Linked DNA regions of Mus musculus: region 1 is linked to region 2. A link is a loop called in an ENCODE intact Hi-C map of the cell type or tissue named here. Cell type or tissue: heart. All regions are shown on one strand. Each heading gives the region's core, and the rest is flanking DNA. Links, peaks and the distances in the headings are about the cores only. Region 1 overlaps Lgals9 (lectin, galactose binding, soluble 9). Region 2 holds the start of Gm11201 (predicted gene 11201).

Region 1 (8,326 bases), core at 272-8,271, 53 kb after region 2:
TTGAAGAGCTGGATGTAAGATGCAGATCCTTATTTCTGAAAGGAAAGCTTGGGCGTGGCCTGGCCTGGCCCTCCTCCCACAGTGACTCTCTTCCCCCAGGTGATGGTGAACAAGAAATTCTTTGTGCAGTACCAACACCGCGTACCCTACCACCTCGTGGACACCATCGCTGTCTCCGGCTGCTTGAAGCTGTCCTTTATCACCTTCCAGGTCAGGAAAGGCTGGCACCTGTCCCAGGGTTAGAGGACAGTGACCAGTCGGGCTTGTGCCCACTCAATGGGGCACCAGCAAGCATCTTCCCCAGGTAGCTCTGGAGCTGCCCTGGTTTGCCAATTCGGTGTCTGTCTGCCTGATGTCTGTCTCTCTGTCCCTTTTGGCATTGGTTTCTCTGTGATGAACAATCTACCTTGGTGAAGATGCCAAAGCTTTTCCTTGTCTTTAGCTGTCTAGTGCATGACCAGAAAATTCTAAAAGGATTTTAGAATTCTAAATGGAATCCAAATCAGAGGGCACAGTGTGGCCCAGCCTGGGTCTGCTTGACTGCTGTATTAAAAACAAACAAACAAAACCAAAATCAAACCAAACACCAATCAACCAACAAACCAACAAAAACCCAAAAAAACTTTTGTGTGTGTATGTGGTTTTTTTGTTGTTTTGCTTCCTTTTCTTTTCTTTTCTTTTCTTTCCTTTCCTTTCCTTTCCTTTCCTTTCCTTTCCTTTCCTTTCCTTTCCTTTCCTTTCCTTTCCTTTTCGTGTGTGGCAAAATTTCACTGTGTAGCTCAGGCTGGCCTCTAATTTATGATTCTTCTGCTTCCACCTCTTGAGTACTGGGATTACAGATATATGGTACCAGGCTCAGCTCTGAAAACAAGTTCTTTATTTTGTGGCAGCGTCTCATGAACTTTTGCCAATCCTCCTGTCTCAGTTTCTCTCTCTCCAGTGTTGTGATTATAGATGCGTAACACCAGGCCTAGTTCTGATTTTTTAGCTCAGGCTGGCCTTGAAATCTGTGTAGCCCAGATTGGCTCTACAGTGTAATCCTCCTGCTTCCAGCCTCTTTAATGCTTGAGATTACAGACCACATTCATGTGTGTTTAAAGAGAGCAATTGAGACAGAGTTTTTCTATGCAGTCCTGGCTCTTTTGGGAACTGGCTATGTAGAGACCAGACTGGCCTTGAATTCTCAGAGTTCCTCCTGCCTCTGCTATCTGAGCGCTGGGATTAAAGGTGTGCACCGCCGCTACCTGGCTTGTTTTAGAATTTTTGATGTGGTGCCAAGATCTGAAAGTCCAGCTGGGCAGCATCTCGGGTCTGCGATTCCGATGGCAGAGGAGTTAGGAGTTCAAGGTCATCCTCTTTCTCTCCTACATAGTGAGTTTAAGACTAGCCTGGGCTACATGAGACTCTGCCACAAAAATACCAAATACAGAAAATAAGTAAGTAAATAAATAAATATCTAGAGATTCTGCGGGGGGGGTGGGGGGGGGAAACTGGCCCCTTTTCCTCTGGCCTCATGCTCACAGCTGCTGATTCTTGACCCTTCCTGCAGGAGCAGAAGCAGGACAGAGGGAGTAAAGGGGCACTGTGACCTTGCTCACGCCAACCTAACCCTTTCCTGGTGTCATTCCTCTGGGTCCGGAGCCAGCCCTTGCTTTTTGCCTGCCCTTGCTTTGGCAATGCCTCCTGTTTCTGTCACCCAGACATGCTTTTGTTTTAACAGAACTCTGCAGCCCCTGTCCAGCATGTCTTCTCCACAGTGCAGTTCTCTCAGCCAGTCCAGTTCCCACGGACCCCTAAGGGGCGCAAACAGAAAGTGAGTTAAGCGTTTGGCCTGGAGATTCAAAGAGGTAGAGCCCAGAGGCAGGTCCAACCAACAAGCTAGCCAGGGGCCTTCAGACCCCATCAAACCAAGCCAGGGTCCTCTGCATTCACCAGCTGCCCAGAATTGTGTCCCTTCTGGCTCTGTTCTTCTAAGTGCCCCTCTCTCTCCCTAAAGCCACTCGTGGGTCTAGCCTGTGGTAACTCCTCACATGTGTCAGCTGGGATGGTTCCTTTCACCGCTGCACAGTGACCTCACCCACCCACTATCTGCCTCACACTCGCCCACTGTAAAATCCTTTAGGGTTAGGGCCAAAAGTCTTTCTGAACAGAGCGCGAAGCCTGGAAGATGCCTATAATCTTCGTACTTTGGGGGCAGAACCAGGAAGGATCAGAAGTTCAAAATCACCTTCAGCTTGAACCATGTGAGACCCTGTCTAAACCAAACCAAACCAAACCAAACCAAACCAAACCAAGCCAAACCAGACAAAACAAAAACTACGCGATAAATAAACGCAAGCTAAAATTCCCCCATAAGGCACAACAGAGCACTGTCTAGTCTGGCTTCAGCTTACTTCCTACCTCCGCTCAGTCACACCACCTCTGCGGTTCACTCAAAGCCCTCGCTGGCCAGTTCTCTTTTGCACAGGCTAACCCATCTGTTCATCTCGCCCCTGACAAACTAACAATTACACTATAATTCTTTGTTTAAATAACACTCGACAAACTAACAATTACACTATAATTCTTGTTTAAATAACACTCAAGAGTTTTTTTCTGGCCCACCTTATGTTATGGTGGACTTGTCACTTGTTTGTGCTGTGTGGGACACAGCATCCTTTGCATGTGCACCTTCTTCAAGTTACCCACCTTCTCCATGCCCAGGAATCCTGGAAGACTGGCACCAGGGCTTGTTTGTTCATTTATGTATTTCCAGCTCCTTACTTGGTGCTGGCACGCAATAGAGACTCAGAACATGGATTTTTTTTTTTTTTTTTGAATAGTCAGGGAGAACAGGAAGCTAAAAACGGAGGGAGGGATATATGCTGGGATGGCGGTGGGATGTGGGTAGGGAGGAAAGGCCAGCAGCTCTGTGGTCACTCAGGCAGTTGCGGTTCATGATGGCCTGAAATGTCACTTGCCTTCTGCCATACTAACTCTAGGTCTGGCAGGGGATCTGGAAGCCATTGCAGGGTAGCCCAATGTTGACCCTGGCCTGGGAGGATATGGGACATGTAGATGCAATGTGACTTAGCTGGGTTCCCTTGGGATCTTCTTACTCAGTGCCTGGGCCAGCCAGGGCAAGTTGCTTAACCTTTCTGAGCCTCGGACCTCAGCAGGGGGATGGGAGTCAAGGACGCTGGCCTCCTTGGAAAGCACTGAAGCTGTGTGCTCAGTACCCAACAAAGCTAAATGCTAACCAAGTGGGGATCTGGGAGTGTGGCTCACACCTCTGTGGGCCCAGAGAAGCCATGTGGCCAGGCGGGTTGAGTCCTCTCTCAGGGGGCCAGGTACCCCCTCTGCATCCTTGAGAGGGTGAGAATTTAAGTGCTGTGCGGCAGGCTCAGGAAGGAGGTGATACTGACCACTAGGACAACACCTGAACTTTGAGGTCACCTCTCACCCCATGTGATCCCAGAGATAACCACCCTCCCCCTCCCTTGATCCTTTTCAGACTCAGAACTTTCGTCCTGCCCACCAGGCACCCATGGTAAGTCCTCCGCTTGTGTGTGTGTGTGTGTGTGTTTAGAACCTCTTCTTTATGGCTCCAGCATCCCTCATAAGGGCAGACAAGACAACACACACTCCTTACCCCCCAGGCCTCAGGGATATTGGTGGGAGGGGGCTGCAGGTGTGCTTGGCTGGCTCTGATCAAATAGAGAGAACAATGCTGGGGGTGAATTCTGTTGGTGGAGTAGAGTGTTTGAGTAGCGCACACAAATCCCTGAGTTTATCCTCAGTATCCCTCAACAATACATGGTGGTGGCACACAGCTGGATTCCAAGCACTGGCAAGGCTGGTGGGCATAACTCTAACCATAATCTATCTTCCGCTCCCCAGCCCTAGTGTATATGGGTGTCTGGGAGGGACTGTGGTGAAAGACCTGCCTGATTACAGTCCAAGCTTCAGGCTTACGGGTGGATATTATGCAGCGCCCTCTGGTGACAGGTAGTAGTCCTTGTAACGGTGAGAAACCATTTCTTTTTTTCCCAGGCTCAAACTACCATCCATATGGTTCACAGCACCCCTGGACAGATGTTCTCTGTAAGTCTAAAATTTTTGGTTACCTCACAGCCCTACCACTTTCCTTTAGTCAATGGCATAATTCCCTAGAGTCACAAAGTTGGAACCAAAGTACTTAGGACAGACATGGAGAAAGCTGGGGCTGGGCCCTCTGCTAAGAAGAACAGCCCAAACTCTCCTGGGGACAACAGACACTCAGAAGCAGTCTTTATAGGACTATAACTGGCAGGCATTCTGGTTCTCCAGTTGCCCAGGCTGGAGTGTGGTGGCCCCAGACCCTAGCTTGCTAACTAAGCTCAAACCCCCACCGAGTCACTACTGACAGCCAGTCTATCTGTCCTTCCCCTACACAGTGCAGGTGGGAGACCCTGAGTTGATGGGGATGCATGGGAAGTGGCTAAAAGACAAGGGACTGTCGTGGGCTCCAGGAAAAACGCCAGGAAGTTCTGTGTCTGCTGGTGTGACAGAGAAGAGGGACGGGAGGCTCCGAGGGCTGGCTGTTGAAGGTCCCTTGGAGTGTGTGTCACTCGTGTGTCTCTTCCACAGACTCCTGGAATCCCTCCTGTGGTGTACCCCACCCCAGCCTATGTAAGTGGTTTCCTGTGGAGCTCTGGAGCTTTGGCTCATGTTGGGCAGGGTGAGAGGTGAGGGCTTTGTGGGAGAGTTCTCTGACTGACATGACCAGTGAAGGTTCCTGCACCCAGGTAAACAGTTCAAGTATCTATCAGTAGACAGTTGGAAAAGAGCTTTCAACTTTAAAATGGCCCCTTCAGCATGAGCAAATTGTAGACCCGCCTTAGACACCATGACCAAGGCACCTTACAGAAGGAAGAGTTTAATTTGGGGCTTACAAGCTCATGACCATCACAGCAGGGAACCTGGCAGCAAAGAGGCAGGCACAACACCGAAGCAGTAGCTGAGAGCTCGCATTTTGTAGGAGGCCGGGGTTGAGGGGTAGAGGAGGCTGGGAATGGTACAGGTCATTTGAAACCTCAAAGCTTAAACCCCAGCGACACATTTTCTCCAACAAGACCACACCTCCCAATCCTTCACAAACAGTCCCATCAACAGGGGACCAACTATTTAAATATATGAGCCTCTGGATGGTGGAGGGAGGGGCATTCTCATTAAACCCCAACACCCCAACAAGACATTTGTGCCCCAACAATATTCCTCCTCATTATAGTTGAAATGTATTTTGGGAAACACAGGAAGGGTTCTTTTGTTTTGACACTTATTGAGTCAAGTAAAGGAAACTGGATTCCTTCCAGAAGATTCAGGACTCATGGGCCAGGCTTTAGAGTCCTTAGACACTGTGTCCCCTGCTGTTGCTGAATGAAGCCCAGCTGAAGATACTCTATTCTCACCCTCTCTACAGACCATACCTTTCTACACCCCCATTCCAAATGGGCTTTACCCGTCCAAGTCCATCATGATATCAGGCAATGTCTTGCCAGATGCTACGAGGTAAGACAACCCCCAGGGCTCCCACAACAGAGGCTCCCAGGGTTGTTCTGGTCAGCGTGGCTCTGAGCCACCTGGGATGATGGGTAGGGGCTGAGCCCAGAGCTCAGTAACTAAACGGGGTCTCTGTGAACTGTCCATTCCAGGTTCCATATCAACCTTCGCTGTGGAGGTGACATTGCTTTCCACCTGAACCCCCGTTTCAATGAGAATGCTGTTGTCCGAAACACTCAGATCAACAACTCCTGGGGGCAGGAAGAGCGAAGTCTGCTTGGGAGGATGCCCTTCAGTCGAGGCCAGAGCTTCTCGGTAAGATGCTGGGGTGCAAGAGGAGGATGCAGGGGTCTGTGATGGGATACAGGCTGATGCCTGTGATGTGAGGGCTGCATCCCAAAGGAGAGAAAATGTTGTACAAATTGGTATTATTTCATGAGTACTGCCCCTGCTGAAGTAAAGGTTTGTATCTGCTATGTCCACTTCCCCCTGATCTGGGAACTGACAGACAGCCTTAGGCTAGGCAAGAACAGTAGCCTGAGTTAGTTAGTTAGTTAGTTTGTTTGTTTGTTTGTTTTAGGCAGGGATTCACTTTAGCCCAGGCTTACCTACAACTCACTCTGTAGGGTGTCTGCCCTTGAGCTCAGGTGATTCATCTACCTTGCTAGGATTACAGGCCTGAACCACCACACCCATTTCCCAGCCCTGCCTCCTTCTTTTCCTCCTCCTCCTCCTCCTCCTCCTCCATACTAGTAAGTCATGGCTGTCCTTTTTTTTTTTTTAAGATTAATTTATTTATTATATGTAAGTACACGGTAGCTGTCTTCAAACATGCCAGAAGAGGGCGTCAGATCTTATTACAAATGGTTGTGAGCCACCATGTGGTTGCTGGGATTTGAACTCAGGATCTTCAGAAGAACAGTCAGTGCTCTTAACCGATGAGCCATCTCTCCAGTCCCTTTTCCTTCTTCCTTTTCTTCCTTCCTTCTTTTCTTTCTTTCCTTCTATTTTGAGATGGGGGTCTTAAGAAGGTTAGTCTTGAACCCACTGTCTCAGCTTCCGGAATAGGGCAGCGTACAGCCCTGCACTATGGGGCTTAGCTGTTCCTGAGTTTTATAGAGGGGCAGATAAACTCACAAAGATGGGTCACGTGCATGAGGTCACACAGCCAGTTTTGTGCCAATCACAGCCAAGAGTGAACTGCCATTCACTCGTTGGCTTATGCAGTCATGTGTTACCAAGGAGGAAGAGCTGGCATTGAGCTGCGGCTGGAAGCCTGATACCCCAAGTAGGCCTTATCCACCCTGGTTAAAACATCAAATTACCCAGTGAGCTTAAATGAGAAAAATCAATGCTGAGACCCTGCCCCTGGGCCAATGTGCAGCCATCATTTGGAAATGTAATGACAACACTCTCTGCCACAAGACTTAGAGCATGGGGCTCTAGGTCATAAAGCAAGCTTGCATTTCGCTATTGTTATTGAGACACATACATAGCCCAGGCTTGTCTCACACTTACTTCATATTCAAGGCTGGCCTTGAACTCCTGATCCTCCTGCCTCTCAAGTGCAGTAATTAATTACAGACATGTAGCACGCCTGGCTTTTTTTTTTTTTAATTTATGAGTGTTTTTCAGCATGGATTTATACCATGTGCATGCATGCCTGAGGCCCTCAGAAGTCAGAAGAAGGCATCAGATCCCCTGGAGCTAGAGTTACAGACAGTTGTGAGCTGCCATGTGGGTGCTAGGAAATGAACCCAGGTCCTCTGCAAGAGCAGCCAGTGCTCTTAGCTGCTGAGCCATCTCTCCAGCCTCCTGAACTTGGACTTTAGTTTAGTGACAACACAGACCTAATAAATAAAACAGAATCTCATAGAGTAAAAGGGTGGGGTGTGGCGGGGTCTGCGGCACACTTTGGATAGATAGTGCTCACATCCAGTGTGAGGTGAGTGTTAGCCTGGTCCTCACACAGTTCAAGATGAGTGTTAGCGGTGGCCCTGGGTCACAAAGCTTTAACTTGGTTGTGTCAGTTGTCTCGTTGAAAATGACTTGGTGGAGACCAGGCCCAAAACACTGGAGACAGGTAGCCCAAGCCAACTGCTGTCACTAGTGGCTCAGGGTTCATCTGGAGAGTGAGATTGGGGTGGGGACACGGTCTGGGTAGATGGTTGGGGGGAATGGGTGGGAGTCAGGAGGTGAGAGAGGCATGGAAGGTTGTGGGGGGGATGGGGGATGGGCCAGTACTCTTCTCTCTCTGAAGGGTAGGAAATCAATCACGCAAATAAGTTTGGGAACAGCTTCCACAAATGCACAGGCCAAGAGAATGCTGTTGTTTAGTGGAAGGCAGACCCTTCAGGCTGTCTAGAGGCCAGGTTTGGGGCTTGCTTCTAAGGAAGGAGAGAGGCTGGGGGAAGAAGACACAATCCTGGGTTCTCAAAATGCCCTGTTGTGATGTCTCTGCCCAGGTGTGGATCATATGTGAAGGTCACTGCTTCAAGGTAGCTGTGAATGGTCAACACATGTGTGAATATTACCACCGCCTGAAGAACTTGCAGGATATCAACACTCTAGAAGTGGCGGGTGATATCCAGCTGACCCACGTGCAGACATAGGCAAGGTCTCTGGCCTAGGGATAAGGGCTGGAGCACTCTGCCTGTGTCTTATCTTTCCCCTGTCTCAGCCCTGGCACCATCAGAAGAGATCATCACTTATAGGAATTCCAGGAAGGTGAAATTCCCAATTGACTCCCTCCACAAAGGGGGTTTTCTAGGCTGTGTGGCACATGGCTGTCAGCCCATAGTCTGAG
Region 2 (8,326 bases), core at 263-8,262:
GGCTAGGATGCACAGAGCCACGGGTTCAGTCCCCATCACCAGAAGCATTTCAGTGGCACACACCCGTAATCTCCACTTAGAAGGTGGAGGCAGGAGGATCACCCTTGGCTACCAAGCAAGCTAGCCTGGGCTACATGAACTCCTGTCTCAGAAAAGAAGATTCGCCCCTGGCAGCTGTGCTTCAGTTTGCCTTCTATGCCCCGCCCCCCACCCTGTTCCCTTCTCTGGTGCATTCAGTGTGTACGGATGTCTTTAGAAAAGATCATCACAGTGGCATTTGGGGACAAACTAGGGTTTCAGTCTGTCCCTTTCCCATGGTCACACTTATAGATTAAGCCGAGTCCAAAACCCCAAGGTGTCAGTCACCTCTGCCTGCAGTGTGGTCCGTGGTCTTTCACCAGGGACTCTGCTCCATCTCCCCACCCCGCACCTGAATCCTGCTGCTCCCCACTTTCGGACCTTTCTCAGAACTGGGAGCTGTCCTCTGAGTCACGTGACCCAAGGTGGCCAGAGTGGCCACTTGCAGGGCCCAGAAGGAAAGTGACGCGGAGGCTCTGGAGTTGCCTCCGCCTGCCTCTTGTCCCCCCCTGTTTCCTTCCTGCCGAAACCCCTCCTCTCCCCCCACCCCACAGGGGCCCCAGCTCACTTCCGTTTTAGAGTGATCTGAGATGCCTTGAGAGTCAGAAGTGGAGCAGAGGGACCTGACCTTCAGTGAGAGGCTTGTAACTTTGGGGATTGCCATAGAGACCCCAGGAAGCTCTGGGAAAGGACTGATGGTCCAGGCTCTGCTCCACAGCCTGTCTCTTCAGCCTGACCCTTCCCAGCTGTCACATCTGGTTTTTGTTTGTCTGGATGGTTATTTTGTTTTGTGACAGGGACTCGCATAGCCTCGGCGGTCCTCAAACTCACTGTGTAGCTGAGGATGACCTTAAACTCCTCCCTCCATCTCTCAAGTCCTGGGATTATAAATGTAACCCACCAAGCCCCACTCAATGTCTGTGGTGTGAATAAGCCTCAGAGAGGGACAGCTCCTTGTCCCTAGTCAGCCCACAATGGAATCTGTCACTGGGGCACCTGGGAAAGGCTGTGCCTGGTTTAGGAAATGGCAGTTATATTTTATAAAGTTTGGTTTGCACTTCAGTCAGAGTCTGGGGAAGGGCCTCTCACCGGAAGACAGGCCCGAGGGGAGGCTCCAAGCCTTGCACCCTCTTGCGTCTTAGAGCAGGATCCACTTGGGTTAAGCTCTTCTGATACTCCCGATACTCCCTGCAGTGGGTTTGTGTCTGGTTGATACTGTTTCCTAAAAGTGGCTTTTATGTTTCTAGGCATGTGACCCAAACTCCCTTATAGCCAGGGACACTTTTGGGAAACCTCATGGGGAGGCTGGGAGGTGGGAGGAGGCCACAGCCAGACAGGCCATTCTATCATGAGTGACAGTGTCTTGCCCCAGAGGTGTCCATGCTCCATTCCCTCTAGGAATCCTGAGAACTTGGGGATTAGTGCTGAGTAGCTGTGGCCTTAATGAGATCCAATTGTCAGGTCATAGGCTCTGTGTGCCTGACCCCTGAATGCTCACATGCTGGTGGGAATCACACACCACATTTCTCCTGGTGTGTGGCCATGGCCGCACAGTGCTAGCCTCTGAGTGGAGATGGAGCATGGAACTCAGACCTCAGGCTTCATCTGGGGTTCCTGCTACCATGACAAAGTATTAGATACAGCTCAACTTTAGATCTCACCCTGGGAATGAATGTGTCTGTTACCTGCTCTGAGAGCTGCCTTGCTGAAGGGCAGAATCCAGCTAGGCTCCGTATGCCCCAGCCCAGATGATAAGTCTCCTCTCCTCTTCCTCTTCCTCTTCCTCTTCCTCTCCCTCTCCCTCTCCCCCTCCCTCTCCCCCTCCCCCTCCCCTCCTCTTTTCTCCTCTCTCTCTCTCTCTCTCTCTCTCTCTCTCTCTCTCTCTCTCTCTCTCTCGTGTGTATGTGTGTGCAGTGGGGGGAGGAAGATGGGAGAAAAGAAGCAAGGGAGAAAGGGCTGGGACTGTACATGGTTGGCAGTTATGTGTCATAGAGGCCCAAAATGGGCCCTGGATTCTTTGGAATAAGAGTTACAGATGGTTGTGAGCTACCCTATGTGGGTGCTGGAAACTGAACTCTGGCCCTCCGCTAGAGAAGGAAGTGTTCCTAACCACTGAGCCATCTCCCAGCCCCGGTCAATTATTTTCTAAGTCAGTAATGCTGAGTACTTAACACAGGACCATGTGCATGCTTACTGCTAAGCTGCATCACAACATCACTGCTAAGCCCATATCACTCATCTCTATGCTCCTTGACTACCCGAGACCACTCACCGTGTCCACACCCCACAGTTACCCAAGTCTGAGGTGGCTGTTGGGCAGCAGAGTGGCATAGAAAGAGCATCAACCAGCTTAAGGTCAGATCTATGCTCCCTGTCTAACTGCTGTGTGACTTGGGGCAATTCACTTGCCCTCTCTGAGCCTCAGTTGCTTCATCTGCAAGCTGAGGACAGTATCCTCCTGCCTGCTGTCTGTGTGAAGATTGGACCTGGGGGTGAATTCTGTGTGGTACCCCGAGTAAAGCTCAACCTCCATCTTTAACCCCCACACACACTAACGCTAGGTTGTCTGTCTTCCAGGGCATGGGTTATCTTCATGCAAAAGGCATCGTGCACAAGGACCTCAAGTCCAAGAATGTCTTCTATGACAACGGCAAAGTGGTCATCACAGACTTCGGGCTGTTTGGGATCTCGGGTGTGGTCCGAGAGGAACGGTGAGTTGGGAAGCCGGGGCACTGTGTAAGTGTGAAGTGCCCACAGCTGTGTTGCTGGAGAGAGCCTTGCCACACAGGCTAGGTCACCTCGGTCTGTGGTTCAGCCCATGCGCTTTCAGGCCAGTGTTGGGTGTGGGTGATATTTAGGTCCCTCATGGTACTCAGCTTCCAGGTGGGTACCATGCAGGCTGAGGGACCAGGCTGGTCGCCCCTCATGAGACAGAACATTGGGGTTTAGTTCCTGTGGTTGTAAAGGGTTGGGGTGGCAAAAAAAAGCCCTAAGAATGGGAGCCTAAGGAAGAGTGGCAGGCCAGTAGCATGCAGGTTTGATATCTGCAGTCATCCGAGACCTAGACAAACCAGCTGCTCTCCCAGCACGGGGACTCAGACCCTGTCACTGACGGCTCCCCGCCATTCCCAACTGTGGCCTCCCTCCCTAGACGCGCCCATCCTATTCAAAGGCAAGATCTCCTGCTCCTCTCTTGGCTTTCTGTGTACCACTTGTGAGTACAGATGTGTGTAGTCAGGCCACCCGCTCCCCCACTGAGGTGTCGTTCTTGTCCTGACCTCCAGGCGCGAGAACCAACTGAAACTGTCACATGACTGGCTGTGCTACCTGGCCCCCGAGATCGTACGAGAAATGATCCCGGGGCGGGACGAGGACCAGCTGCCCTTCTCCAAAGCAGCCGATGTCTATGCATTCGGGTGAGTCGACCACTGGCCCCCCCAAGTGCAAATGAGAAGGCCCTGGTGGGGGCGGGGGGGAGGTGTGCCTTGGAAAGTCATGGCTGTGCTAGCTGGGCAGAGTGACTGCCTTTGACCTCTGGTCTCTGGCATCTAGCGTGGGCCAGCCATTGTGGAGCTCTAGTAGCTCACACTGTGGTGTGTCTCCACAGGACTGTGTGGTATGAACTACAGGCAAGAGACTGGCCCTTTAAGCACCAGCCTGCTGAGGCCTTGATCTGGCAGATTGGAAGTGGGGAAGGAGTACGGCGCGTCCTGGCATCCGTCAGCCTGGGGAAGGAAGTCGGCGTGAGTAGAGGGACAGAAGGACAAGTGTGGGCTGGGCATGTGACATGACTGAGAAGGCTTTCGTAGTGGTACAGGCACAGGGACCATTAATACCTAATACCGTTATATGGAGAACAAAAGTGTCAGGGGTGTGTGCCTTGTGTTGGCAACGTGTGCAGGCCACACCCCTGGATGTCAGGACTACAGAGGGTGCTGTGGGGCTGAGTGGACCCTGAGAAGAAAGCCTTCCTTCTGTCATGGCAGCTGTTCTGAGGGTTCTCAGCGGCTGCTCCTGTATTTAGTCCTGCCTGTCCAGTCTCTGCTCTGGAACGCTGAGGCGCCCCCTAGTGGCAGGGCCGTTCTCTATGCTTTCCAAGAACCCTGCATTTACCTTCAGATGTTTTCATGTTCATAGGATGTACCTTCCATCTTGAAAGGCCGTCCGCTTTCATTCTGACCTCTCCCATTTTCCATTCTGTTTGACTTGGTCGCTGACAAGTCGAGGGGGAAGGAAAGCAGACAAGTCCTCTTTGACCTGGAAGGTTGGAGGATCACCTGATTCTGACTCCACAGATGCGCGGGGCACTTGAGTGCTTCTTGGGGCTCCTCGGGAAATGCTCTGTCCTTGTGCTTCACTACCCAGATGCCCACACACCACCAACCCCAGTGCTTCTTTACAGGAGATCCTGTCTGCCTGCTGGGCTTTCGATCTGCAGGAGAGACCCAGCTTCAGCCTGCTGATGGACATGCTGGAGAGGCTGCCCAAGCTGAACCGGCGGCTCTCCCACCCTGGGCACTTTTGGAAGTCGGCTGAGTAAGTACTCCCTCCTTCTGTGAACCATCCTGAGCGCCTCTGTCTAGAGTGTCTGAGGGCGCCCTCTGCTGGACATGCATCAGACCACAATCCAAGGCTTCCACGGTGTAGGAGCTGAAGGATTCTCACCTCCCCAGTTGATGCTGGAGGCCCCCTGTAATGGGGGGCACCTCCTTTCCACCTGTGAAAATCCACACATCACCGTAATAGACTGTCACTGACACCAAGCCCAGGCTAGACCATGGTGGGAGAGTTGTGCCTGAGAGAAGGGGTCAGAGGTCAGGTCCATGTGAGTACCAAAACAGCCCCCAATAAGCAACATCAGTATTGCTTAGGCTGGCACCCACTTAGTCACTGAACTGTTGAGCACTGGGAGCTTGCCGCCCCCTAGTGAGCCACGCCACTGAGCTCTGTGGCACCCGTGTCAGAAGCCTTTCCCCCTAGTGGCCCTTTGTGTCCTGAGACACAGAGCAGAAGAGGCTGCTGTCATCTCCTCTGTATTCTGTCCTGTTCTGTTTCTACTTTGGCTCTCTGGCTTCCTCTCCCAAAGACACCTCTCCAGCCACAACCCTTTGTCAGGATCTGGGTCCCTGTCACTTGTCTTGGCTTTCACAGTGGGCGTTAGGGAAGATCCAGAGTTGCATAAACTTTGCCAGTCATCAGGCGGTAAATCCTGGAAGCTGGGCAAGGGAGGTGCTGGCATTGGCGGTGGGGGAGGGGTCACGAGGCCCCAGGGCTGAGCCCTGTGCTGCTTGCTGCTGTAGATCTTCCTTAGGCCCTCTGGGTACAGGCTTCCTCCTCTGTGAAACCATGCCAGCACCGGACACTGGCATTCAGAGATGACTCCTGTTTCTGAAAACCAGTCATCCCCACGGTCTCAGCTCACAGATGGGAGAGGAGTCCACTAGTAGGGACCGTCACCAGGCCACAGCCACCAGCTCCCAGGCTTCCGTGGCTTCCTCGGACATGGGGTCTCTAACTCTCACTTCTGTTTTCTTTCCTGTCGGCTTCATCACTTTTCGTTTTTGGGGGGGTGGCGGATACACTGGCCTGTCTTGTCATCTCCCCTGTTCTACCATCCTGACTCCTCCACCTGTCTGCTGGCTGCCATCACCCACCGGGCTGGACCGGATTGGACGGCTCTCTTCAACTGCTGGTGAAACGGTCTCGGGCACCCCTAGCCGCTGGCGGAGCCGCTACTACGGGAAAGGACGCTATGGTCACCCCGACTTTAAGAACTCCTGTCCAGTTCTGGAGGAATAGTGTGTTTCTGCCATTCTCTCGTTTTCTGCCTGTGTGTGGCTGTCCTACCCACCCTCCCATTCTGTCTCTGCATGCCAGCTTCTCACATTCTTGCTTTGATTTCCCATAATCCATAATGACCTCTTGCATCTGAAATGGCCACCAGACTTGTGTTTCTCACAGAGAGTTAAAGAAACGCACGGTGTGCAGCAGGGAGGGCCCCTCTCCATACCACAGGAGCTAGCTAGCATGTGGGCGAGGGGGGTTTAGCGCTCAGTGAGCCAAGCAGGTCCCCCCAAGTCCCACTATGGCTAGAGCTCAGGAGAGGAGAATCCAGTGATCCGGCTGTGGTGGTGTACGCCTATCATCCCAGCATTGAGGAGGCCGAGGCAGGGGGATTTTAAGTTTGGGTCTAGCCTAGGATACATAGTAAAATGTCAGAAGTAGAATCATCAGTGGCAGCTGGGGACGGGGATGGGCACACGCCTTTAATCCCGGCACTCGGGAGGCAGGGGCAGGTGGATCTCTATGAGTCTGAGTCTGAGGCCAGCCTGGTCTACACAGTGAGTGCCAGAAGAGACCCTGTCTCAAAAAGCAAACCAAACAAGCACAAGTGAACGGCTGGGGGTGTGACTCTGTGTAGAGCTCTTGCTTAGTATTCACAAGGCTGGGTTTGGGGTCCAGAACTACAGACATTAATAATGATAATAGTAATAATGAATGTAGAGAGAGGGAGGGAGGAGCCAAGAAAGCAGAAGTGATCATCTCTGAAGCCAGTTTGCTCGTCACAGGGAGCCCTGGGGACCTACGACTGCCCCGTGGGAACTTGGAGAAGATTCCCTGTGCTTGTCCCCAGCCATTCTGAGGGGTGGAGGTGGGGATCCTGTTCTGAGGTGGGTCCCTGGGCATCTGGCCTGGCCAGGCCCCTAAGCCCTGGCTCCTTTAGGCTCAGACTCTGATACCACTCTCTCCTCTGTCCCTAGGTTGTAGACCTGGCTGTCTTGCATGCCCCGGGGCTTCCTTCCTCCTAAACACCGACTCAGCTTCGTGACTTCTGCTAAGACTCAAAAAATGCCAGCAGGCACTAACCCAGGGGACGCCATCTCTGCTGCTCCAGACTCCTCCCTGTGCTCCATTTAACAGCTTCCCCTCCCCTCCACATGGCCTGTGGGTGCCTGACTTTCATCACTGCCAGGGGAGGATGGCACTAACAGAGTGACCCTCGAGGCGGAAGAGCAGCTTTCAGCCGCCTTCCTGGATAAGATGGTCTCTTTTCTCTTGTTCTCCCAAGAGTGGCTCTTGCTTGTGTTCCTCTGCTCCCTAGCCCTTACTAACACCTTCATGAGCCCCTGCTGAGCATGCTCAGGATGGGGAGGGGCTCGGTGACCCTGGGACATTGTTCTACAAAGGGTGTCACAGTTCGGAGCTGCCCAGAGTCAGCACTGAGGTCATGGACCCTGACTGGAGTCCTCTCTTTCTCTTGAAGACAGGACACACACACACACACACACTGATGAAAGGCATCAGTTTAAAAAGGCTGGGTCCTTAGGAGCCACACTCAAAACTGTCATAAACAACGTGATACCTGCCACCAGAGCTTAGTAATGGAGGCAAACCTGCTGCCACATCTGTTAGGAGTTCATGTCCTTCCCTGACCAGATTTCTGCAGTCAGGCTCGGGATTCTGCTCCATAGTGGCCCCAGTAGGCCCCGTGTGAGCGCTATTTCTAAAAGGAGTGTGTGGCATTGCTGGTCCTCAGGCCTGGCTCACCCAGTCCCACATCCATGTGGGGCAGCCAGGGTGGAAACTACAGCTACCGCCATGCTGGGTGCTGGGCAGTCAGGTGGACAAGCATCTGTTTTCCCCTCAGCCCTGCCAGGAAGGGAATGTAGCCGAGGCCCGGGGCTTAGGGAGGCCAGGAGCAGCTCTGCCAAGACTGTGGGCGGAGCAGTCGCCTTCACTCGGCTCCTCTGCTAAGCTTAACCAGCGACAACCTTAACTCTGGACTGGACGAGGCCAGCAGAGCCATAACCCGTGTCTCTGCTCCTCTTCACAGCATTAACAGCAGCAAAGTCATGCCCCGCTTTGAAAGGTTTGGCCTGGGGACCCTGGAGTCCGGTAATCCAAAGATGTAGCCAGCCCTGCACGTTCATGCAGAGAGTGTCTTCCTTTCGAAAACATGATCACGAAACATGCAGACCACCACCTCAAGGAATCAGAAGCATTGCATCCCAAGCTGCGGACTGGGAGCGTGTCTCCTCCCTAAAGGACGTGCGTGCGTGCGTGCGTGCGTGCGTGCGTGCGTGCGTCACCAAGGTGTGTGGAGCTCAGGATCGCAGCCATACACGCAACTCCAGATGATACCACTACCGCCAGTGTTTACACAGAGGTTTCTGCCTGGCAAGCTTGGTATTTTACAGTAGGTGAAGATCATTCTGCAGAAGGGTGCTGGCACAGTGGAGCAGCACGG

What was found. A loop is a pair of places that touch in the nucleus more often than their neighbours do. Peaks named below come from ENCODE experiments on the same cell type or tissue, not always from the same donor. Only the 100,000 strongest peaks of a DNase experiment are listed, where the experiment ranks them.
Region 1: it touches region 2 in a loop (4-fold over the local background); 17 of 42 quality-filtered maps call a loop at or near these places.

Annotation. Positions count from the first base shown.
Region 1 is chr11:78,963,201-78,971,526 of GRCm38, reverse strand. Lgals9 (lectin, galactose binding, soluble 9) reads left to right here. Exons shown (of 10, transcript NM_001159301.1): 4 at 100-210; 5 at 3,494-3,529; 6 at 4,033-4,083; 7 at 4,609-4,650; 8 at 5,441-5,529; 9 at 5,673-5,835; 10 at 7,986-8,326. The coding sequence ends at 8,132. Among named protein-coding and RNA genes, the nearest start is that of Lgals9, 18 kb to the left of the region's middle. In heart, for the core only: a CTCF peak has its summit at 3,989 (motif pointing left); no DNase peak of the experiment used is centred there.
Region 2 is chr11:79,015,850-79,024,175 of GRCm38, reverse strand. Ksr1 (kinase suppressor of ras 1) reads left to right here. Exons shown (of 19, transcript NM_013571.3): 15 at 2,656-2,789; 16 at 3,363-3,494; 17 at 3,686-3,821; 18 at 4,481-4,614; 19 at 7,913-8,326. The coding sequence ends at 7,991. It overlaps Gm11201 (predicted gene 11201), which reads right to left and starts at 579. Exons shown (of 6, transcript NR_045873.1): 1 at 460-579. In heart, for the core only: CTCF peaks have their summits at 4,138 (motif pointing left) and 4,714 (motif pointing left); DNase peaks (open chromatin) are centred at 695, 3,465, 3,625, 4,715 and 2 weaker places; H3K4me3 peaks cover 268 bases; H3K27ac peaks cover 3,969 bases.